Linked DNA regions of Homo sapiens: region 1 is linked to region 2. Evidence: chromatin loops called from intact Hi-C (ENCODE). Cell type or tissue: MCF 10A. All regions are shown on one strand. Each heading gives the region's core, and the rest is flanking DNA. Links, peaks and the distances in the headings are about the cores only. Region 1 overlaps PARVG (parvin gamma). Region 2 holds the start of SHISAL1 (shisa like 1).

Region 1 (11,949 bases), core at 3,194-7,193, 120 kb after region 2:
CCCACTCTGTCTTTTACAGGCTGTGTGGCCCTAAGGAAGTCATACAACTTCTCTGAGCCTCTGGTGCCTTGATGAGAAGTGGGGAAGACATGCCTGACCTCACAGGGTTGCAGGTAAAAAGTGGTTTCAGGCTGCCTGGTATATAGTACATGCTCAGTGAAAAGAGTGCTTTCTAAACTTACTGCAGAAAAGCCTCATATCAGTTTTTAAACAGCACGCTCTTCCACAAGCTACAGAAACACAGGGGAAAACAGAGTTAAGTGTAAAATTATTCCATCAGAGAAAGGCAGAGAGCAGCACACCAGGCTCATCTCGCTGGCTGCCACATTAATATTTCTGTCTGTTCTGTCTGTATGTTCAGAGATAAAGCTGTCGTCCCTGCCACCAGCATATCATATGTTAATATAATCCTATTGAGACTCTTCAAAGATACAAAACACAGGATGGGATATTGGAAGGAACTGCCATTCGAAGCCCTTAATGGAATTTCCTCATATTAAGTCTGCTTCGATGTTATTAGTTTGGGCCTGAAATCTTTTCTGCTGCTATTCCTTGGTAATACAACTGAAATGCAAGGGACTTCCTTACCCCATTTTATTGAACAGTCTCTAAATACCACCTTTGCACATGCCATGAGTCTCTGAAACCCATTATTTTACCAAGGGAGAGATACAGATAGAACAGGTAGAATGTAAATCTCAGAAATCATCCTGTTTATACCCACATAAAATATAATAAAACTACAAATCTCTCACTTATTTCATGCCGGCAGCGTGCCAGGTAATATACCAAACACGTGGGGCTCACCAGCTCATGTATCACTCACAATTCTACCAAGTTGCTATCTTGTACCCACTTTATAAGAAGAAGAGCCTGAGGTTCAGAGAAGTCCAGTAACTCACCCAAGGTCACACAGCAAATGTGGAGGGTTCTCAGCAGACCCCAGGGCCCATAAGTGGTGGAGGCAGGAGGGAAATGTGTGTCTGTCTGGCTACAGAGCGTGATACTTCCACCCTGCCATGCTGCCACACCATATCACACACAAACTTCTCACGTGGCCACCATGTGAGGTGGTTATAAGCACTAACTCTGGCCCCAGCTGCCTGGGTTCAAATCCCAGGTCCACTACTTATCACTGTGTGACTTTAGACAAGTTAATTAACCTCTCTGTGCCTTAACATCCTCCTCTGTAAGTGGGGTAGTACAGTTCCCACTTCAGAGGATTATGGAGAGGATTCAATGAGTTAACATGGAAAGCATTTTGCCCTGGGACTGGCACATAGTGAGGGCTTTATTGGTTTTAGCTACTAGGCATGGGAGTACATTAACCCCTCCCTCCCCAGCCAATGCCCATCCAGAGTCTCTCTGAGAGGTCAGCAGCTCTGGCTACGATCTTCATGAGCCAACTGGTCCATCTGGGACCAGACTCCCTCCCCACCCCAGACCCCAGCACCCAGCAGAACCCAGGTGGCCAGATGCCTACGTCATGTCCCATTCAGGCCACTGGCATCCAGCAGACTCCATGCCCACTCTGCAGGCCCCGGGCTGGCAGCCGGTCTGCTACTGTGCACCCCCTGCTCCCCTGCAGTGTGGGAAGCCTACAGGGACACAGCTTCACTGTGGAAAGCCACAGCCCATGGTGGGTGCTGACCCCCTGAGATTCTGCTCCTGCTCCTGGGAAAATTCGACTTAAGTCAGCCGGGGGAGGGGCTGGGCTCCTCAGGGTGCTTGTGAGAGACATGGAGCCTGCAGACGGCTGGGCTGCGCTGTCACCTACGCCTGGCACATGGGACAAATCTAATAAATTCTGTTTGGGCGAACACAACCACGCAGGGAAGACTCATATGCTTCAAGTCTTGGCATCAGCTAGTCTGAGATTAATTATAAAATAAAATTATAACAATGAGAAGCAGTGACAGCCGAGGTGACTCCAGCTTTGTGAAGTGTTCCCACACCTCCACCCCCGGGATCCCACCATGTCCCTGGTGACCACTGCTGCCTGCCAGCAACAGTCCCACCGGGGAGGGGGACCCTAAGGCTCCAAGAGGTGATGCAACCCCCACCACACAGCAGGTTCCCAGGGCCTGCAGAACCCTCTTTCCTTCCTACGGCCAGTGGCCCTGCCCTGCCTGGGGACGCCGCAGCTCAGTCCCTACCTGGGTGTCCAGATTCTGCACAGACAGGCCCAGGCGGTCCAGCTTCTGGTTGACAAAGTTCACGATGGCCTAACCAGGGAAGAACAAGGGCCTAGCACACAGCAGGTGTGATGGGAGGACCCGTGATTCCCTCCTACAGCGCAGGTGGGCAGTGGGTGGGGTGGGCAGCCTGAGAGCCGCTGAGAGCTTTGATCTCTCCTACCTCTTTCACTGCGTTCACTTTCTCCGGAGCCAGCTTAAATAATTCATCAAAGACGTCCTCTGCAGACACAGATCCAATAAACACCTCATTACGATGCTATTATCTTTGTGCCAAACAGGGAATTTTTTTTTTCACAAAAGTTTCTTAGAATAACCAGTCCAGAGGGAGCTGTCGTTTTACATCATGGTTCTCAAATAAAACAGACCTGGATTTGAGTCACTGCTCTCCTGGCCGTGTGGCCCCAGGGGAGTCACCGTCTCTCTCTGTGCCTCCCTAGCTGGGGTTGTTGCAGAGATGGAATTCCATAGCAGATAACACACATGGCCCCATGGCACAGTGACTGGGCACACAGTAGGACTTCATAAACAGCCACTCTTCCTGCAGCTGACACCTGTTACTACATCTGCACAGCTGCATCCCTTTATCTGCCAGCTGGCACTCCCTCCTCCCAGGGCCCTACTCCACTCCCCAGGGCCACGGGAGCTGCCACAGGTGGGTGATCAGGGTCCATGAGTCTCCTCCCCTTGGTTTTAAATTGGCTGAGTGAGGACTGCTCCCTGCTGCCTCCCCCCGCCCCCAAGAGTGTCTGAACCTGCTGCCTGCAAAAGGCCAGCTCTTCAGCAACTCAGTCACTCCCTTGGGGTCTGGGAACAGCGGCTCAGGCCCTGGGGTCCAGCCTCGGGTGCCCATGTCCTCAGGCTAATGCCCTTTGTGCACTAGCTGGATTCCTGCTATTTGCAGCTAACATACCTCCCATGGGGACACTGGTCCTTGGGCACCAAATACACAGACTGGCCTGAGTTTGCTGTGGCTTCTGCCACTCAGCAGCTGTGTGACTCTAAGCAAGTCACAGCACCTCTCTCTGTTTCAGTTCCCTTGTTAGTGAAGGGGGAAAAGTAGCACCAAATAGCATCATGCACGTTAAAATGCCCCTGCTCTGTGTCCTTTCTTCACCCTCTGACACCCACTTCTCATGCTGCCCCCTGCCCAAAATACTGCTCCCTGGGCAACCCCTCATGTCCTCAGGCTGCCCCTCCTGCTACATACACAGATCCTCAGCCAGCCCTCCTTGCCCCTCCTTTCTCCTTTCTCCCCAAACTCCGCCTTCCTCAGCCCCCATTCTCAGAAGCTCCTGGCAGGTTATTATCTCTACCTCTGCAGGGAAGGTGCCCCTCATAGCATCCCTGCCCACATAGCTATGTGTCTAAGTGGGGAGGGTATAGGGAGGAAAAATAGTGTTAGGATGGATGGATATGGGTGAATACATAGGTGGTTGGATGGGTAGATAGATGAATGGGTGGATGAATAGGTGGGTAGGTGGATAGATGAATGGATGGATGGATAGGTGTGTGGGTGGATGGATGGATAGATGGATGGATGGATGGATGAATATATGGATAGGTGGGTGTATGGATGGATGGATGGATAGATGATGGATGGGTAGGCGGATGGATGAATGGAAGCATGAATGGATGGATGGAGGGATGGATGGATGGATGAATGCGTGGATAGGTGGGTGGGTGGATGGATGGATGGATGGATGGATAGGTTGATGGATGGATAGGTGGATGGATGGATGGACAGGTGATGGATGGGTAGGTGGATGGATGAATGGAGGCATGAATGGATGGATGGAGGGATGGATAAATGGATGGGTGGGTGGATAGATGAATGGAAGAATGGGTTGATGGATGCATGGGTGTATGAATGGATGGATGGATAGGTGGGTGGGTGGATAAGTGGGTAAGTAGATAGATGAATGGAAGAAAGGATGGATCAATAGATGGATAAATAGATTAATGGATGGGAAGGGGAAGAGCTGGCCAGACCAGTGACAAAGGAATGGATGCATGAAAGAAGTAACAACTAGAACAATCAACTGATTGGTGAACAGCTCTGTCAGAAGAGCAGAAGCCACATTATTGCCCACTCACTATTGAGCACTGCCCACATGCTGAACACACTCATACATTATCTCCTTTAACCCTCACTGCCAGTTTAAAAGGTGAGTGCCCTTTTATAGATGAGGAAACTGAGGCACGGACAAGTTAAGATACTTGCCCAAACTTAAGTGGCTAATGAGTGGGAACACTGGTGTTTGAACCCAGGCCACTGACTCCAGAGCCCACACATTTAACAGACTCCACCATCACTGCCCATGTGAATTATAAATCTCTCTCCCCACAGGAACAGTATCATGAGAAGGAGCAGCCAGCTCCATGGATGGACAGACAGAAAGAGGGACAAATGAATAAGAATGAGGCTTGAGATACAAACAGCAAGTGACAGGGAAATGAGAGAATGCTCAGCAATTAACCCTGCATTAAGACTTGTCTGCATTAACACGCATCAGATAGGAACAGATTTCCAAAAATGATGAAAGTACTCACTTGGAGGCTCGTCCTTGTCTGTGCTGTGCAGTGGGTGGAAAAAGCAAACAAATGGTTAAAAAAAAAACACCCCGCAAACCTACAATTTCTCAATATGACAAGCCTCAGTGCTGGCAAGGTTGCAAAGAAACTGGCATGCTTGTGGTTTTCCTGGCAGCTTTGTAGGTAGGGCAGATAGCAGAGAAGGTCTTTGTGGGAAGCAAAGGGCAGAAACAGGTTCATGCCCTTCCCTGAGGCTTCCACACCTAGAAACATTTGGACTTTGCTGGTTTTGTTGTTCGTGTTCTGTTCTGAGGGAGATACATCACACACATCATAAAGTGCACAAATCGTAAGCTCACAGCTTGTGCGTTTTACACATACACACCTGTGTGATCACCCCCACTTACATGCTGCAGAACCTCCCAGCACCCCCCGTGTTCTCCCTTCCATCCTCTCCCTCCCTACGCTGACCACAGCTGCGATTTCTCTTGCCATCTGTTGGTTTTGCCTGTCCTGGAAGTTCATGGAAATGAAACCATACTGCGTGTCCTCTTTTGGGTCTGGCTTCTTTCACTCCATTTTTATTGTTTTTGAACAATTTTTCTTCTTCTTTTTTTTTTGGTCACGTTTTTAGATCCACCTCTACCCCATAGAAGAGAAGTTCTGTAGGTCCAGGGCAGGCCAAGTCTCTCTAACCACAGCCCTCCAGAAGAAAGCTGGGGCCCACGGGGCAGAGCCCAGCAGCCTGTGACAGAGACCTGGGCTCAGCACAGAGGCCAAGGCTGCCAGGAGAGACAGACACCATGTGCTGTCCACACAGCTCCAGCCCCAGCCAAGCCTTCAGAGGATGGCAGCCCCACCTGGCCAGCATCTTGGCTGCATCCCTGTGAGAGATCGTGAGTTAGCGCCACACAGAAGCCAGCAACGGTGGACCTGTTGGCAGCCTGTGCAGCCCCTGGGCCCATCCCTCTCCAGGCCCCACCTGTTCTGCTCCATGGGGAGCAGGACAGCCATGCTCCCAGTGGGCGGGGAGCAAGATGGCCAGCCCTAGTGGGTGGGGAACAGTATGGCCAGCCCCAGTGGGCAGGGAGCAGGATGGCCACACCCCCGGTGGGCAGGGAGCAGTATGGCCAGCCCCAGTGGGCAGGGAGCAGGATGGTCAACCCCAGTAGGTGGGGAGCAGGTGGCCATGCCCAGTGGGCAGGAGGTAGGATGGCCACTCCCCAGAGGGCAGGGAACAGGATGGCCATGCCCCAGTGGGCAGGGAGCAGGATGGCCACACCCCCCAGTGGGTGGGGAGTAAGACAGCCACACCCCCAAAGTGGGCGGGGAACAAGACAGTCACACCCTAAAGTGGGCAGGCAGCAAGACGGCCAGCCCCTGGCCATGCAGGGGCCTCTAACTCTTACAGCTTTGCAAGGAAAGAGGAACATCCTGCTCACACTAGAGAGACAGATTCACTGGGCCCTGTACCCCAAACCCAGGGGCCCCCACCCTAGAAAACAAAGCAGGGTGGCTGGGAGGGGCCAGGCAGGGACCTGGTTGGAGGCTAGAAAGGGGTCCTGTGTGCTGCCGTGGGATTGAGAGGTCAGCGCAGCATTTTCGGGTCTGAGAGAAAGCCACAGAATGTGAGGGCCCTTCCCACAAAGGTCAGGCAGATCTGCCCTGGCCCCCACCCTGCCCCCATCCACCGCTGTGAGCCCCAGCCCCACCCATGGGCCCTCATCCTTCCCTCACCTGTATTCAGTGAGCTGTTCCACCAACTTCTCTGACTTCAGACCACTTTTGGTGCTCTAAGAAAAATAAAGGGGGAAGAAATTAAATAATCCAGAAAACTCTGGGGCCCAAAGAAGCCCCAGTGATCCGTTTGCTCTGTATCATCCCTCCTCAGGACAGCCTCTGGCTTAATTGTCTTTCTTCCCCAGGAGTCTTGAGGTTGGGGATGTGTCTGCCTCACTCCCCAAGGCATCCCCAGAGTCTCACAGTGGGAGGAGGGCAGTATCAATGAGCATGTGACTATGAACAAATGAATGGTGAAGGAGTGAATCAATGAAGTCACTTCTGATTTATGTTGGCAGTATAGACCAAGCCACACAACTGCTTGGTAGGGAATTATAATCAATGGTTTTAAAAAACAGTAGAAAGCCGGGTGTGGTGGCTCACGCCTGTAATCCCAGCACTTTAGGAGACTAAGACAGGTGGATGGCTTGAGCTCAGGAGTTCAAGACCAGCCTGGGCAACACGGTGAAACCCCATCTCTGCCAAAAATACAAAAAATTAGCCAGGCACAGTGTCTCAAATCTGTAGTCCCAGCTACTTGGGAGGCTGAGGTGGGAGGATCACTTGAGCTGGAGAGGCAGAAGTTGCAGTGAGCCAAGATTGTACCACTGCATTCCAGCCTGAGCAATAGAGCAAGACGCCATCTCAAAAAAAAAAAAAAAAAAAAAAAAAAATAGAAATGACTCTGACTGGGTGTGGCCAAACTTGGCTTATTCTCTTGGGGCGAGTCAGAGGCAAGCCCTCACACACAAAGCCCCTATGCATGAGGGACCCGAGGCTGGGGTGGGGTGGGGGCGGTCATGAGAAGCAAAGAGCTGGTGGGGCCCCCTATTGTGATGCTCAGAGTCTGTCTGGAGAGGGAAGTCGTGGATTCCTGGGTATTAACCGCAGCACAGGCAGGCCGCATGCTAGACAGAACATCTGAGGGTGGGGAAACCCGGCAAGGTTCCTAGAAAGAGAACAGGGCACTGTCACAGCCATCGGTAATCTCACAGGAGACAGTACCCTCATGGTGAGAGCATTGGTTTTGCTCAGGGCGTGAAGGCTCCCCGTGGCAATGAACGGACGGCCACGCATGGCTCAGGGATATGGCCTGACAGCCCCTGGCCTCAGCCTCTGCCAGCCAGATGCCCTCTGCTGAGGTCAAGTGGAGCTGGCCAGCCGTGGACCTCCTCATGCCCCCAGGCCTCCGCCAGCCCCACTAGACCCTTACCAGCCCGTCCCCAGCTCCAGACAGCACCCCCTGGCCATCCTGGCTGGATTCTATTTCTCAGGGTTCCCTGAAACTCACCCTGGGTCAGCCCCGCCCCAGCCAGCTCCACCCATGCAGGGTACGGCAATGGGGGCCCAAGAGGCTCAGCTTCTGCTTACAAATCCCTGGGGCCCAGGCTGCTACCTCGATAGTGATGACCTCCACCTGGACGTTGGTTGGGAGGGAGAGGTCGGGCTGGAAGCGCTTGGCCAGGGCCACAAGGAGGTGCAGGGTAGACAACAGGTCCTTGTTGAAGATGCCTGGGAAGAGAGTGGAGACAGGTCAGAGCCCAGGAGGCCGCCAAAACGTGCAGCCAAATGGAGGCTTCCTCACTGTCAGAACAACCATCTGCAGACCAAGGAGGTCTGTGTCCAGCCTTCTGGAGAGCAGAGATCTGGAGATACGTGTTCAGAACCTAAAAATCATCACACTTCACCCCATCATCTCACTTCTTAGAATATAGCCCAGGGGTATGATCTACCTTGTGGAAGGGGCTCTAGACACAAAGATGTTTACTGCAGCACTGTTTACAATCGGAAACAACCAAGTGACCTCTGGGAAGGCACTGGCTGAACGATCATTAGATTTCAGCTGCATGTGACTTAATTCAGGGTTGATTTCATCAACATCAATTACTGATTGTGAGACCTTACAGGCTGCGAATGCAGGCGCATGGGACCCAACAAAACCTGGGTTTGAAAACGGACTCTGTTAAATCCTCACCGCCCAACCTTGGAGAAGCTGCATAATTTCTTTCAGCCTCAGTTTTCTCATCTGGGTGGGGTGGGGGGATATGGAGAATTGAAGGGAAGGAAATCTATACCAAACTGTGAACCAGGTGGGGTGGGGAAGTCTAGGTGTTTGGCACGCTCTCTTGGTTTTTGTGTTTCTTTGATAAGGAGTCTCACTCTTGTAGCCCAGACTGGAGTGAAGTGGTGCAATCTGGGCTCACTGCAACCTCTGCCTCCCAGGTTCAAGCGATTCTCCTGCCTCAGCCTCCTGAGTAGCTGGGATTACAGGCACCGGCCACCACGCCCAGCTAATTTTTGTATTTTTAGTAGAGATGGGGTTTCACCATGTTGACCAGGCTGGTCTCAAACTCCTGACCTCAGGTGATCCACCCGCCTCGGCCTCCCAAAGTGCTGGGATTACAGGTGTGAGACACCACACCCGACCAGGCACACTCATTTTTTGTATAAGCAGGCCCTGCAGATATTCCAATACTTTAATGAAATGAGAGTGTGGATGGGCGGACCACGGTACTTGGAACTCAACAGTGGCTGTCATTCAGATAGCAAACAGAGACTGTTTGCTATCCTTGGGCTGCACTTTGCAGCAGTAACACCCTCTAGGGCACAGATGTGTGCTGGGCTGTTGGCTGCTCAGCCAGATGCCTGACTGTGGCTGCCTGAGGCTTCTACCTCCTTCCTGACTCCCAGGTTGTACCCCTGCTGGGAGAAGGATGAGTGCGCCTTCCTGGTGGGTGAGAAGCCTGAAGCAGAAGGACCCCAGCGGCCCCACACTCCCCAGGGGTAGCCAGGTTGTGGCCCACGTACTCTCCACGCTCCACTTGGCCTGCCACTCCTCCAGCTGCAGACTCCGGTTCACGGCCTCCAGCACCACTGTGAGCTTGTGCTTCTGGCTTGTGGCTGTCAGGGCGATGTCCTCTGCTTCCAGCTTGAGCGCCGCCAGCCTCTCTGGAGGCAGGAGAGGGTGGTGAGGACCCCTGGCCGGGGACAGACCAGAGAGCACCTCAGGGACCCTCCAGGAGGCTGAGCCTGCCTGGTGCTTCAGGGAACATGGGTCTGGAGAGCCCATTCTTGGTGTTGGACCGTGGGCCACACTCACAGCCTCAATCGGGTATGCCCTCCAGCTTCCAGGAGACCCTCATCTACACAGAACAGGATTGGTGGGCCATGCAGGCCACATGATGTGAGCAAGCCTCAGCCCCCTGAGCTGGTTGAGAGAGCCCACCTCACCTTGATCAGCCTGTGCCTGCAGCCCCTGCCCTTCTGCACAGCTGTGTCCACTTCATCTCTGCAGGGCAGTGTGGCCTAGTGGTTAAAGCCTACACTCCTAGGCTTCTATCCTGACCCCCCTGCTTCCCTAACCATAAGACCTTGGAGAAATTATGAGGCCTCTCAGAGGCTCCCTTTCCTCATCTGTGAAATGGGGACAGTAACAGCACAGGGCTATTCTGAGGATGAACTGCACCTGCTACATGGGACATGCCCGGAAGTGCTAGCCGCATGAGTGGGATTGTGCAGCCCATCTCCAAAGAGCTCGGCGAACACTGCAGAGGCTGGCCTCAGGCGAAGTGCTGAGGACATGGAATTGGGCCTATCTGTGGCCTCCGAGACCACAGTTGTGTGCAGAAGAGATGCGTAGACCAGACATGACCATACAAGGACAAAGGAGAGGGTGACTCTGGGGCTTGTGGGGAACACTTGCCCGGGACCAGGAGGAGGCCCTGAGAATGCACATCCCCTGCAAAGCCCCTTGGAGCTTTCCAGACTGAGGAGGAACACGGAGACAGGAGCCCAGCCCTGCCCCCAGCCACCCAGGACTGCCCGTTTTCTCTCTAGCAGCCTAGGGCAGCCCGAGGGCAGGGATCATGGGTTCTTTTGTTACCTCCCAGCACCTCAAAACAGCAGGCACTCAATAAGTGTTAGAGAGGCAGTGTGGTGTGGTAGAAAGAGCACCAACCCTGGCGTCAGAGCCCCACCCTGAGCCCCAGCTCGGCCCCCTCACTCATGGGCTGTGGACAGCGCCTCCATCTCCCCAGCCCAGGCCCATCTAGAAAGTGAGACAGGTGTCCCTAAACCCGGGACCATTGTGGGGACTGAAGGAGAGAGCCTACCTGTGGGCCCTGGAGGGGCCAGGTCAGGGGGATGGGGCCGAGGCCCAGGCAGCCCCAGAAACAGCCACTTACGGAATAGGTGGTGTAGGATGAGCCCGTCGAACATGTCCTCCTCCAGGCTGCGGACCACAATGTGCTCGGGGAGAAGAGTGGCATTGATCCACTCCATCAACACCTGCAGGCTCCAAGGGGACAACTTTTGGGGGGATGGAGACTTCTCACCTGGCCCTCCACCTGGCTCAGAATGCCTGCCTCTCGCCTGCCAACTCCTACCCATCTTTCAAGGCCTGGTCAAATGTCACCTCCACTGGGAAGCCCTCCTTGATCTCCCAGGCTGTTAGGGGCCTGCCCCAGGTTCCTGCAGACTCCCTGCTTCTCTCCATCACAAACCTGAGCAGTGTGGGGCTGTCATTATCATGTGTGAGGTTTTAGTACCAGGAAGTGGGGTACTACCATAGCAAATACCCAAAAATGGGGAAATGGCTTGGGGAATGGAAAGAATTGGACAATGAGCACTTGATAGAAAAAGCCTAGATTGCCCTGAAGAGGTGGTCAGTAGAAATATGGATGTTAAAGGTGCCCCTTCTGAGGTCCTAGGAGGAAATGAGGGACATGACATTGGACGTGAAGATGGAGGTGGGGACTGCAGTGATGCATCCACAGATCTGGGAGACCAGGATGCTGCAGCCATCACAGCTGGGGGAAAGGGAGAAGACAGGGGTCCCCTGAGAGCCTCCAGAAGGAGCCAAGCCTGCCGACCCCTTGGTTGAGGGCCTCTGGCCTGCAGCACTGTAAGACAGTAGGTTTCTGTGGTTTAAGCCATTCAGTCTGTGGTCACATGTTACAGTAGCCCTAGGAAGCTAATGCGGGGGCTGCTGGTACCCTGCCCACTCCTTGACTGTTGCCTACTGGCCCAGCTCCCACCTGCAGCTCTGCTCGAAACTGTCCCCACTCTGCTGTGCTCAAAAGGTCAGAGTGCCAGGGAATCAAGGCCCAGCCCTTTCTCAGGGAGCAGCTGTTCACTAAAGGTTGTCAGGAGGTTGTCGGGGCAGGGGTGGTGGTGTATAAATACCCCAGCTCCATCGCCCCTTGGGCAGGAATGCACTGAACTTGCTCTATGCTGGCTCCAGGGTACCCAGCAGGCTTGAGCCCCCAGAACCATGACCAGCTCCATCACTAACCATGTGTTGGCCCCTTCCCTCCCATGACCCCTGGGATAACCTCCCAACTCAACTACTGGCATCCAAATCCTTGTCTCTGGATCAGCCTGTGGAGGAGACCGAGCTGAGACGACATGTCAGCACCTCACCAGGTCTTCCGGGCAAGAC
Region 2 (11,949 bases), core at 2,654-6,653:
CGCCCTGTTCCTGCCCCATCCCCACCCCATTCCTACTGGCAGGGAGGACCCTCTGCTGCTGGGTGGGGACAGGCCAGGGGTAGGGGGGCAACAGCAGGAAGATCAGCCCAGCTTGGAGTCAGGCAGGTGCCACACACCCTCTGTGGGCTCTCGGGTCCCAGCTACCCTTCCTCCCCGGGCTGGTGTGGGGACCGTTTGTTTTACCCACACCCCTCCCCGGGCCATGCTGGCCAGAGGGGCTTGTGCAGTGGTGCCACTGACCTCCATTGCCCAACAGAGACTGAGGGCCACGGGAGGGAACCCACATGTATTGTGCCAAGCATCTGCTGAGGTGCGGACCTGGAGCCCGGTGCCCTGGGTCTAAGCCCCTGCTGCTTCTAGCTGTGGGATCTCACAGGGAGTGTCTCTAGTTTGCTCACCTGTAAAATGGGGCTCTTGCTGGTGCTCTGAGGATGCACAAGGCTGTAAGACCAGAGGCTGGAGTGCGTGGGGACTGCGGGAGCAGCCGCTGCCATCCTGGGCCTGGGAGGTGGCGGCCCTAGGCCCAGGCGGGAGCTGGACTCCTGCAGGGCTGACTCAGCGCCCTAGCCCCACTCCCCGCCCTGAGGAGCACACTGAATTCTTGTCAGCACACAGAGGCCAGCCTGCGCTGGAAAACACTCTTTTGCCTATACAAGGCTCGACCAAGTTGCTCTCCTTTTATTGGGGTTTAAGGTTGGTGGCAACCAGGAGCCGGGGAAGAGGCCAGCAGCTGCAGGGAGACCGCAGCCAGCGGAGGGGGCTTCTGATCCCTCAGTCACAGGGCTCGGCAGGTAAGGAGCAGCCTGTGGAGGTTTCCAGGTCCTCACTGTGCAGGGGCACCTCTGTTCCTTCACGCTGACCCTGGGGTCCCTGCCCTGGCTAAGCACTGGGTCTAAGGGAGAAGCCAGGCAAGGCTGCTAAGTGACTCCTAGTCACAGAAGAATGGGAGGGGCCGGGGTGACGGCTATGCCAGTGGGGCAAGATGGGGAGCAGGCTCTGATCTAGAGGGGTGGGAGCCCTGTGGGGGTGCACAGATGCTGGTGCTACTACCTACCTGCTGTGTGACCTTGAGCAAGTTGCTGACCGTCTCTGTGCCTCAGTGTCCTTGTGTCAAGAGCCTTGCATAGAGAGGGGTTGGAGAGAAGGCCAAAGGCTCGGGGGAGGGTCCGGCATGGCCTAGGGAGTGCTCTCAGGATGCCCTAGTCATGGCCTGGAGGGCATTTGGTTGGCTTCACGGGGGTGAGGTGGGTCTGTTCGACCCACTTCAGAGTCTGCAGTCCCAGTCCAGCATCACACCGGTACGAAATAAGTGAATAGATGAATGAATGAATGAATGAACGAACAAATGAATGCATTGGCCCCTCCGAATACGCCTTCAAGGCAGGTTTGTTGTCCCCATTTACAGATTGGGAAACTGAGGCTTAGGGCTTTGGCTTCTCTTCACTCCAGTGAGGAAGGGGTTCTGGGGACCAGGGAGGCTGAGGGAGCTGAAGAGAAACCCAGAGCCACCCCCACCCCGAGGCGAGCGCCATGCCTGTCTTTCCTCTTCCTGCCCTGACACTTTAAGTGATTCATTCTTCATGTGATATTTTTGTGTTTCTCCAGTGGGAAAAAAATGCCTCTGGGATTTCCAGGGGTTGTTTTATCTCCATGGTGCAACCAAATAACTCAGGAGGACAGAGAGAAACAAAGGGTTGTTGAGCTGAAGAAGGCCCATGATTGTCTCGGCCAAGCTCTCCCTTTAATAGGGGAGGAAACTGAGTCTGGCCTGAGCCCCTCGCCCTGTGACCCAGTGTGGCCCCCTGGAGGACAGTGGGGCATCTAGGGCCTTCAGCAGGGTTGGGGTTTCCAGCTAAGCCCCTTTCAGCTGTGTGTTCTCGCTCAAGTCCCCCTTTCCCCAGGCCTCAGCTTCCTCATCTGTAAAATGGGATCACAGTGGTGCCTACTTCCAACATTCGAGACAGTAGCACATGCAGAGAACTTTGATGGGTGCAGAACTGGCCCAGGCCAGGGGCTCAAAAGGGGGAACCATTGAAACAGCTGAGTTTGTAACTTGGACTCAGAGCCCAGCTGGCTGGGGCATGGTGGATTCAGCAGGGAAAGGTGTCAGTGAGGGACAAGAGCCTTATTAGGGATACACTGGAATGGTTATCCACTGAGGGAGGGATCTGGGGAGATAGGAGAGGTTTCCACGTTGGAGGTCACCTGCGTGCCTTCCCAATTCCAGCACCCAGGCCAGCACCCTTCGTGGCAGTGTGCTTCTCCTCGTGGCCCTGACCCTGAGAGCAGCCCCATGGAGCAAGTGGTATGCCCGCCTGGTAGGGAGACAGTGAGGGCCCAGGGGGTGTGAGCCGGCCCACCTCAGCTCCCCTGGACTTAGGGGGACCTGTCCCACTGGAGCCCTGGAGTTGGGTTTCTAGGCTAAAATAAGGGACTTCCACCCAGGGCTGATGGCCCAAGGTCACTCCCGGTGGTGGCCGTAAAAGTTGAGGCCATGTCTCAGTTGAAGGAGATCTCCTGCCTGGATCTCTGCTGTTCCCATCTGGAAGTTTGCTCTTTGCAATAAAACAAACCAGGCCAACGAGTGCTAATGGAGTTCCTACTCTATGGCCGGCAGACATTTATTCAGCACCTACTGTGTGCAAAGCATGGTGGGGCGATGCAGAGGCACAAAATTTCCCACCCTTGAAGAGCTTGTACTAGGCAGGGAAGCAGTAAACCAACAGGTAAGGCAGAGGGAAATCCGTGCCAACTAAAGGAACAAGCAAAGCACGGAAAGATGAACTGGGGAAATCAGACGTAGACATGGAGTTCAAACACAATTTCATTTGCCAAGGGGCACACAGGACCCTCTCTGGTACCTAAACCATCAGCTTTGGGAACAGTAGAGTAGGCAACATCGGATAAGAACGGTTTATGGATCAGCTGCTAATGTTCTGGGTGCCCTGCTAGCTTCTGGTCCTTTCTATGTTTGGTATACCTGCAAGGTGTGGGGCACGGCTCCCGTTTCACAGATGAGGAAGCTGAAGCCCGTGAAGTAACTTGCCCTAGATCACCCAGCTAGTTAGTGATAAAGCTCTGATCCAAGGCCAAGGAGACTCGCTGCAAAGCCTATGTGGTCGCCCCCAGCACCCTGTCTGGAGTCGAGCAAACCTGGGTTCAGATTGCAAACCTTCCACCCTCCAGCTCTGGGCAATCACTTAGTTTCTCTGAGCTGTGGTTTATTTATCTCAGCAATGGAGATGATCATTGCTTATGTTCATTCAACCAATTAACACATGTTTATAAAGTGCCTACTACGTGTCAGGCCTGTGCTGCCCATAGAGATGAGCAAAAACGAAATGGTCTCAGCAGGGCTGGGTTCGGGGATGTGACCGCTGCAGGGCTAGGCATCAGGTCAGCAGGGCTCAGGTCACATTGGCCGTTACTAGGGTGTGAGGTGCTGGCCCTTCTCACTCACTGTCAGCCGTGGAGCCCGGCACCCCAGCTGCAGGCGAACGGGCTGCTTCTCTGTCCTTCTCCAGCCATACACTCTGGCTGCCTCGGTCCTGGCCAGCACAGCGAGGAAAGATGTCCTAGTTCTCTCCTGCCGCTTCCCCCTGCAAGCATGAAGGGGTCACAAAGACATGCTTTGATCTCACTTCATATGCAGGCGTGGAGCCTCGAGAAGTGTTTATTCCTGGACTTCACGTTTCAGAGTGAGATTTCATAACCTCTAAGTGGATGTCCTGAAAACAAAAGTTCACAAACTCAGGATTAGGTCTGCACTGCCGAGGAAAGGCCCTGGAGACTGGGAAACTTGTGGAGGTTAAACATCCCTGATGATACATATGTGCACACGTGTGTACATGTGTGTGCTGTGTGGAGACAGGCATGCACACAAGTGCTGCCTGCAGGGGTAAACACTCTTATGAGTCGTGGAGACAGGGCACAGGAGCAGACCCCGGGGTTTGAGTCCCCTCTCCGAGCCCCACATTCTCCATCTGTGTAACAGAGAGACTGAGGGTGCAGCATAGGGCTGGGTGGGAAGGGAACGGGTGAGGAATGGGGAGCATTGGGCACCGTGCTCTGCCCTGGGCTCGGGTGATCTGCAGCTGCTAGCCCGTCTCCTCGTCTGTACTTCCTGCCCTTCTGCTGGGCCGCTGCCTACCCGCAGGACTGTTGGTGGGGCTCCAGAGAGCCCTGCCCTGTTGAATTACTAATCCGTGCTAATGCTACCACTGCTAATCATCGTGCCCACATAGAATTACTCATCATTACGTAATCTACTGTCTGTGACCGCCTCCCCCCAGGCTGTAAGCCTTATGGCAGCGGGAATCCCCCACGCCCAGAACTGTTGGTCCACAGTAGAGACTCGTTAGGTGATCCCTGAGTGGCGACCAGGAGAGAAACCGCTCCCTGACCAGTGGGGTCAGGAGGGCTGGTAACTGGGGCTGCTTGTGGATGAGGTGGCACTTGAGCCAGGCCCCATGGGCAGGTTCAGTTTGGACGTACACGGTGGGGAAAGGGATGCCCACGGGCAGGACCAGCTGGGCAAAGGCCCAGACTCCTGAGCTCCGCCACCAGCCGCTTCACACCCAGAATGCTGGGCAAGACTCATCCTCACCCCAAGGTCAGCCTCCCGCCCCCCATGACAGTAGAGTAGGTGGGATGTGTTTGGGGAACAGGCCACTTGTCCTTTGTTCTCCATCCTGTGGGGTTCAGGCCCGAGCGTGGCCCCTGTCTAAGGAGGGCCAACCCTGGGGCAGAGGTCATGGTTCTGCCACCCTCGGCAGCCCATGCTCTGTTCTCCCAGCTCACTCTCAAGTTAGGACACAAACCAGGCACGCTGCACAGAGTGCTCCTGCCCATGCTGGCCCCAGATGAACCCCACCCAGCCCCTGCCCTAGCATGGCCTCCAGACAGCCCGAGATCACCCTGGGGACGGGGGAAGTCAGAGTGTCAGAAGCTCGCCTGGGGAGTGAGAGAATCACGGGGGAAGAACTGCCCTGAGAGGTGGCCACCCAGGATGAGCCTCCAGGCTACGGCTTTGGAGAGGGGAAGGGTGGTCCTAGCACAGGGGAACAGCATGAGTAAAGGCCCAGAGGCACCACAGACCCAGAGGGCTGAAGCTCCAGGAACAGGGAGGGCAAGATGGCCACAGTGCCAGGCCACAAGGGGCCTCAGGTGCGAGCGCAGCCTTGAACCCAAGGGGGCAGGTAGGTGATTAGGTGGGTACTTGGGAAAGCTGGCTCTGGGGGCCGCCTAGGGCTTGGGTTGATGGAAGAGGCAGAGTCAGAGACAGCAGCAGCAAGAAGCACGTGGCCAGGCCTGTCCAAGGCTTCCATGCCTCACTTCCTTTAGTTGGTGAATTAGATGCCGATGTTGGTCCCCATTCTAGGGCTGAGGACACTGAGGCTCAGGTGTCACCCCAGGTCACATGGGATGTGGTTACAGAAGGTGGAGCCAGGACTTGGTCCCAGGCAGAGGGCTCGACCCCCAAGCCCTGCTGCCCTAGACCCAGTCCTGCAGTGGACTGGAGGTGTCGCGCTTGGTCGTGCCCAGAAGTGGGGCGTGGTGGGCTGAGGAGGGGCTGGCTGGAAGCCCCCAGTGCTGTAGGGGGTCTCCAGGCATCAGGCCAGCATCCAGGCCTGTGGGAGCCTGAGGCCTCAGCCCCTCCCCGCAGGCCATCCTGCATCCTGCCCTGCCGAACCTGGCTGACACAAAAACAGATCCGTTGCTGTTCCTGGTGGGGTTTAATTCATCTTCCCAGCTCTGTTTCTCTTCACGTGCCCTCCTTCCTCTCCTTCCCCAGCCTCGCCAAGTTCGGTGTTTAAAAATAACCTTCAAATCTCGGAGCAGCAGTCCCAGGCTGACCGGAGGGGTGGCCCGCAGAGATGCATGCCTGACTCGTGATTCTGGCCATGGTCAAACAACGAGCGTTCAGGAACGTCCCACTCAGCCAGAATGTTCTTCCAGTTGTTTGAGTTTTGTTGTTGGCCACGGACTACCATCTTAGGAAGTTTACCAATTTTCAGAGAAATAGAACCCGGGAGGATAAATTTAATCTGTCTCTGGTAAATGTGCTTTCTGGGGGTCCTCAGGAGGCCTCAGAAGCTTTTTCAGTGCCAGGAGGTAGAGTGAGCTTTGCTGCTGAGTGGCTGTGTGACCTTGGGCAAGTCACTTCACCTCTCTGAGTCTCAGCTTCCCCCTTCTGAGATGGGAGCTTGGTGATCCACCTCCTTAGGCTGACATGGGGGTCACCTGAGACAGTGCAGTGAATACCAGGGTTCAGCCTGGTGCACCAAGAACTCTGCGAGTGTGAGCCAGCCTGGGTCAGCAGCCCCAGGTGGCAGAGTGAGCCAGCCTCGGTCAGCAGCCCCAGGTGGCAGGCAGCACAAGGCCCACAGGAGGATGGAGGACGGCGGACGCCCTTCCAGGCCTGTTCTTGGGCTGCCGGAGTGGTGTCCCACAGACCTCATTTGTGGGGCCCCTCAGGGGATGTTGTCCAGTGGTGTAACACGCCATCATTATCAGAGCTCCCAGATCCCAGGTCCCCTCCACACACGCCATCGTCATCACAGCTTCCTAAGCCCAGGTCCCCTCCACACACGCCATCGTCATCAGAGCTCCCCGAGCACAGGTCCCTTCCACACACGCCATCATCATCACACCTCCCCGAGCCCAGGTCCCCTCTGCACACGCCATCGTCATCACAGCTCCCCGAGCCCAGGTCCCCTCCACACACGCCGTCGTCATCACAATTCCCCGAGCCCAGGTCCCCTCCGCACACGCCATCGTCATCACAGCTCCCCGAGCCCAGGTCCCCTCCACACGCCATCGTCATCAGAGCTCCCTGAGCCCAGGTCCCTTCCACACACACCATCGTCATCACAGCTCCCCGAGCCCAGGTCCCCTCCACACACGCCATCGTCATCACAGCTCCTTGAGCCCAGTTCCCCTCCACACATGCCATCGTCATCACAGCTCCCCGAGCTCAGTTCCCCTCCACACATGCCATCGTCATCAGAGCTCCCCGAGCCCAGGTACCCTCTACACATGCCATCGTCATCACAGCTCCCTGAGCCCAGGTCTCCTCCACACACACCATCATCATCACAGCCCCCTGAGCCCAGGTCCCCTCTGCACACGCCATCGTCATCACAGCTCCCCGAGCTCAGTTCCCCTCCGCACACGCCATCGTCATCACAGCTCCCCGAGCCCAGGTACCCTCCACACATGCCATCGTCATCACAGCTCCCTGAGCCCAGGTCCCCTCCACACACGCCATCGTCGTCAGAGCTCCTTGAGCTCAGTTCCCCCTCTGCACATCCCACGGAGGGACCCAAGGTGATGACTTTGGCCTTGTGAACATCAGTGCTATTGAACTCATGGCCCTGAGGCTGGCCGCCTCATGGAAGCCTGACTGGGATCACAGCAGCTGGCTGGTCCCCAAGGCCTGGGGAGGTTTCCAAAGTAGCTTTCTGACCTAGCTTGGAATGGGGAGGTTGGCTTCTAAGCTTTGCTGTCTCAGATCATTAGAAATGGAATTTTTACTTAGGTAACTTCTCGTGACGCACGGCGGGTTATTCTTTCTACTGAGGATTCAGCTTTCAGCTCTGGCCCTGAGCTGCCTTGGGGGCGTGGGGAGTAAGGGCAGCCCCTACCTCCTCATGCAGAATCCCCCAGACCCCTTCATCCAGAGTTCCCCACACGCCCCTGGGGCTTTTGTCCAGCATACAGGGCTGCGGCTTTGATCGCACGGTGACCTATCTCAGGCCAGACTCGGGGGGTTGGGGGCACAGCCAGGCCATGGATGCCAAACAGACCCCCAAGGAAAGCCCAGGCTGGACGTGGGACCAGCGCAACCACAGCGTGCTGTGGCAGGGACACCTGCAGTGTGCAAATCCACATGACCACGGGGTGTGCCTGAGGGCCCAAGGCTGGTGTCCCGCAGGGCTGGGATTCCCACCCAGTCCCTGGAACTCCTAAGCCCCAGCCCCCGCCTTCAGGCTGCACACTGTCCTTTCCTAGAACCACGTTGTCTCACAACAAATCTCTGCAGTGTGCGTTCATCTCTGGAACTGTCCCCCAGAGGCATAAAGGCCTCTCCAGCTCTGGACCCTGGGTCTGCGAAGGCAGATCGGGGGCTGAGGGCCAGCCCTGGCCAGGACCCTCATGGCCTAGTAGAAGAGGTCCTGGGAAGAATCGCATAACGGGAGGCTGCTGGGCACCCTTGCCTGTGCTCCCTGAGGGCAGGGACTCACCTCTTCTGTGTTCCTAGAGCCCAGCCCAGGGCCTGGCCCCGAGTGCAGGTCAGCAAGTGGGTGTTGAGAGAATAAGTGAATGGATAAATGAATTAACACATGAATGAAAGAAGAGATGGAATACTATAGGCCTCAGTGGAGGGGCAAACTTTTTCCAGCTGATAAAATCATGGCAGGCTTCCTGGAGGAGGTAGTACTGAAGCAGCTTCTAAAGTGATGCAGGATTTGGACTCCTAGGGGTGAAGGAAGAGTACCCCCCAGGGGTGAACATCAGCCCCGCAACATCAGCCAGTACACTCAGGGCTTTGTAGGGAGTTGGAGCACCAGGAGCAGGGGCCAGGCCTGTGGCTAAGGTAGATCCTCCTCATTCACTCAACAAACCTACCAGCTCTTGGACCTGAGCCCCAGCCACAGAAGTGGGGCAGCCCCACCCTACGGGGGCCAGAGGAGCTGGAGTCTGGGGACCTGTTTCAACTCTTATTGGGCCTCAGCTTCCCCATCTGTAGAATGGAGCACGGGGGAGGCATCTCAGGGGTCCCGTCACTCTCCACTCCCACAGCGCATTTTCCAGGGCTGATCCATAGGACTCCCCCGGAGAAATCCATTCCTGAGCACTCCCAGATGCTTGACCTCGGCTTATCCTCCCAGGAGGGCCAGAAGGAGGCTGGGAGGAGGCCCAGGCTCAGAGCAATTAAGCAGCTTACAGCTCCCAGGGACGAGCAGGGCAGTGGTGGGAGCAGAGAGGCCTGCGGGTGGATGGGGGCAGCCCCTCCCCAGAGGAAGAGATGAGTAAGCTTAGTGTTAGAGGCCTGCGTTTCAGTGGCATTTTACAATCCTGATAGTCCCTTCCCTTGTTCTGGCAAACCAGACTTCACAAGGTCAGCACCTGACGTCCCAGCTCCCGCCACGATGCCCATGCTACAGGGGAGGAGACCAAGGCTGCAGAAGCAGGGCCTAGGCCAGGGCCAGGCCATGAGCACTGTGCGTTTGGCCTTGAGTTTTGCCCCATCTCGCTCCGAAGTCTCCAACCTCTGGGTGGCCCGAGTGGCTTTCCTTTCTGCCTGCCCAGAGCCCTAACTCTGCCCCCAGTAAAGCAGCATTCAGAGCTGCCCTGGGACCCAGGTTGGTGTCCCCTCTGCTCTCCCTGACCAGGCTGTGAGCTCTGGAGGGCAAGGCAGCTGCTGGGTGGCTCCCAGGGCCCAGAGCAGGTGCCAGGACAGTCTGGGCATGCAGAGGGGCTTGTTTCTTTGGACTGCCCATCATCTTCCACCATCTCTTCTTTCAGAAACGTGTGGTCTGGCAGCAGATCCCTGCACTGCATGTTCAACTCTGAAACCGTCCTCCTGGGGGGCGGAGGGCCTCACCTGGCGTGGACAGGATGGAGCGGGCAGGGAGTCTGCTCTGCAGATGGTGGAGGTGGGGCTGGGGGATGGGAGGGTGGTTCAGCCAGGCCAGGAGGTCCTCAGGGTCTCCCACCCGGGTGGGATTCGGGGCTCTCCAGGCCCCACCATCCTCACATCAGACCCTGCCCCCAAGTATGCAGGTGAGCTTCCTCGTGTGGACCCAACCCAGCCCTTCCACGGACCAGGCTCCACATGAGAGGCTGTACCTGTTTGCTCGGGCTGCCTAGCAAAGCTCCTCAAACCAAGAGGTTTCAACAAGAGGAATTTACTGTCTCAGCCTGGAGGCTGGAAGTCCAAGTCAGGGTGTCAGCAGGGTTGGGTCCTTATGAGGCTGTAGGGGTGAATCTGTTCCTGGGGGTTCGCTGGCAATCTTTGGCATTCCTTGGCTTATATGTGCATCACCCCAACCTCTGCCTCCATCTTCCCATAGTGTTTTCCCTGCACAGGTGTTTCTGTGTCCAAATTGTCCCTTTTTATAAAAAACACCAGTCTTCTTGGATTAGGGAGCCACCCTACTTCACCCTGATGACCTCATCTTAACTAATGACCTCCGTGATGACCCTATTTCCAAACAGCGTCAACCTTCTGAGTCCTGGGAGTTAGGACTTCAACATGTGAATTTGGGGGGAACACAATTCACATACCATAACAGGGTGCCACCAGGGAGAGGATGGGGTACAGTACCTCTTCTGGCCCAGAGCCGGGCACATAGTAGATGCTCAGCAAATCAACTCCCATCTCTCATCTCTACTGCTCCCACCAGATACACGCAGGCAACAGGGGCTCTGGGAGGACGACGCTGTTACACAGAGCACTTAGATGGCCTGTCCTAGCCTCCGTTTCCAACTCCTATGGGAGACAGGTTGATCATAGTCTAAGTAATCTAGTCCCCTCAGGGCCCAAAGCCCTGTCTCTAGTGGCCCTGCTGATACCCCAACCCCAGGGTCTTTGCCCCTGCTGCCTCCTCACTGCACCCACCCCAGGGCCTTTGCCCCTGCTGCCTCCTCACCGCACCCACCCCAGGGCCTTTGCCCCTGCTGCCTCCTCACCGCACCCACCCCAGGGCCTTTGCCCCTGCTGCCTCCTCACCGCACCCACCCCAGGGCCTTTGCCCCTGCTGCCTCCTCACCGCACCCACCCCAGGGCCTTTGCCCCTGCTGCCTCCTCACCGCACCCACCCCAGGGCCTTTGCCCCTGCTGCCTCCTCACCGCACCCACCCCAGGGCCTTTGCCCCTGCTGCCTCCTCACCGCACCCACCCCAGGGCCTTTGCCCCTGCTATCCCTCCGTGTGCAGCACTCTTCTTCCAGACAGCCACGTGGCCTCTCCCGCCTCACTCAAAGGTCTGCTCAAATGTCACCTTCTCAGAGAGGCCCTCCTTACCACCCTTCTAAAGCAGCTCCCCCATCACCATTCTCGGCACCACTCCCCAGACACGCCTTGTTTTATTTTCCCTCGTAACATTAAAAATTTTTTTTTATTGTGGCAAAATATACATTACAGAGAACTTACTACTTTAACTCCTCCCCGCTCCTTTTTTTTTTTTTTTTTTTTGAGACGGAGTCTCGCTCTGTCGCCCAGGCTGGAGTGCAATGGCGTGATCTCAGCTCACTGCAGCCTCCACCTCCCAGGTTCAAGCTGTTCTCCCGCCTTGGCCTCCCAAGTAGCTGGGACTACAGACATGCACCACCATGCCCGGCTAATTTTGTATTTTTCGTAGAGACAGCGTTTGTCCAGGTTGGTCAGGCTGGTCTCGAACTCCTGACCTCAGGTGATCCGCCAGCCTCGGCCTCCCAAAGTGCTGGGATTACAACGCCTGGGTGGTGTGGGCCACTGTACTTTAACCCTTTTTAAGTGGACAGTCAGTGGCATTGAGTAAATTCAGTGTTGTGCGACCCTCCCCACCATGCACCTCCAGAACTTTTTCATCTTCCCAAACTGCAACTCTGCACCCATGAAACATTCACTCCCCATCCCCCTCCCCCAAGCCCCTGGCATCTTCCATTCTGCTTTTGACCCGATGACAAATCTTCTGTGAATGGGACTCCTCTAGGGACCCCATGTAGGTGGAATCTTGCAGTCTGTGTTCTTTTGTGCCTTGCCTAGTTCATAGGCATAATTCCCTCTGGGATCCCCCTGCTGTAGCATGTATCATAGTTTCCCTCCTGTTTTGGGAGAGTAATGTGCATTGTGTGACGGGCCACCTTTTGTTGATCCATCCATCCCTCGATGGGCACATGGGTTGCCTCTACCTTTTGACTAAGGTGAAGGATGCTGCTG

What was found. Hi-C counts contacts between places; a loop is a spot of excess contacts. Peaks named below come from ENCODE experiments on the same cell type or tissue, not always from the same donor. Only the 100,000 strongest peaks of a DNase experiment are listed, where the experiment ranks them.
Region 1: it touches region 2 in a loop (14-fold over the local background); 2 of 110 quality-filtered maps call a loop at or near these places.

What each region holds. Positions count from the first base shown.
Region 1 is chr22:44,186,623-44,198,571 of GRCh38, reverse strand. It overlaps PARVG (parvin gamma), which reads right to left. Exons shown (of 14, transcript NM_022141.7): 5 at 10,694-10,796; 6 at 9,318-9,458; 7 at 7,906-8,021; 8 at 6,468-6,523; 9 at 4,749-4,771; 10 at 2,359-2,417; 11 at 2,157-2,225. Among named protein-coding and RNA genes, the nearest start is that of PARVG, 12 kb to the right of the region's middle. RefSeq lists enhancers at 5,230-5,814, 5,815-6,400 and a silencer at 7,490-7,579. In MCF 10A, for the core only: no CTCF peak of the experiment used is centred there; a DNase peak (open chromatin) is centred at 4,891.
Region 2 is chr22:44,301,614-44,313,562 of GRCh38, reverse strand. It overlaps SHISAL1 (shisa like 1), which reads left to right and starts at 612. Exons shown (of 5, transcript NM_001099294.2): 1 at 612-812. It overlaps LOC101927499 (a long non-coding RNA gene), which reads right to left and starts at 552. Exons shown (of 2, transcript XR_244444.3): 1 at 420-552. In MCF 10A, for the core only: no CTCF peak of the experiment used is centred there; a DNase peak (open chromatin) is centred at 4,282.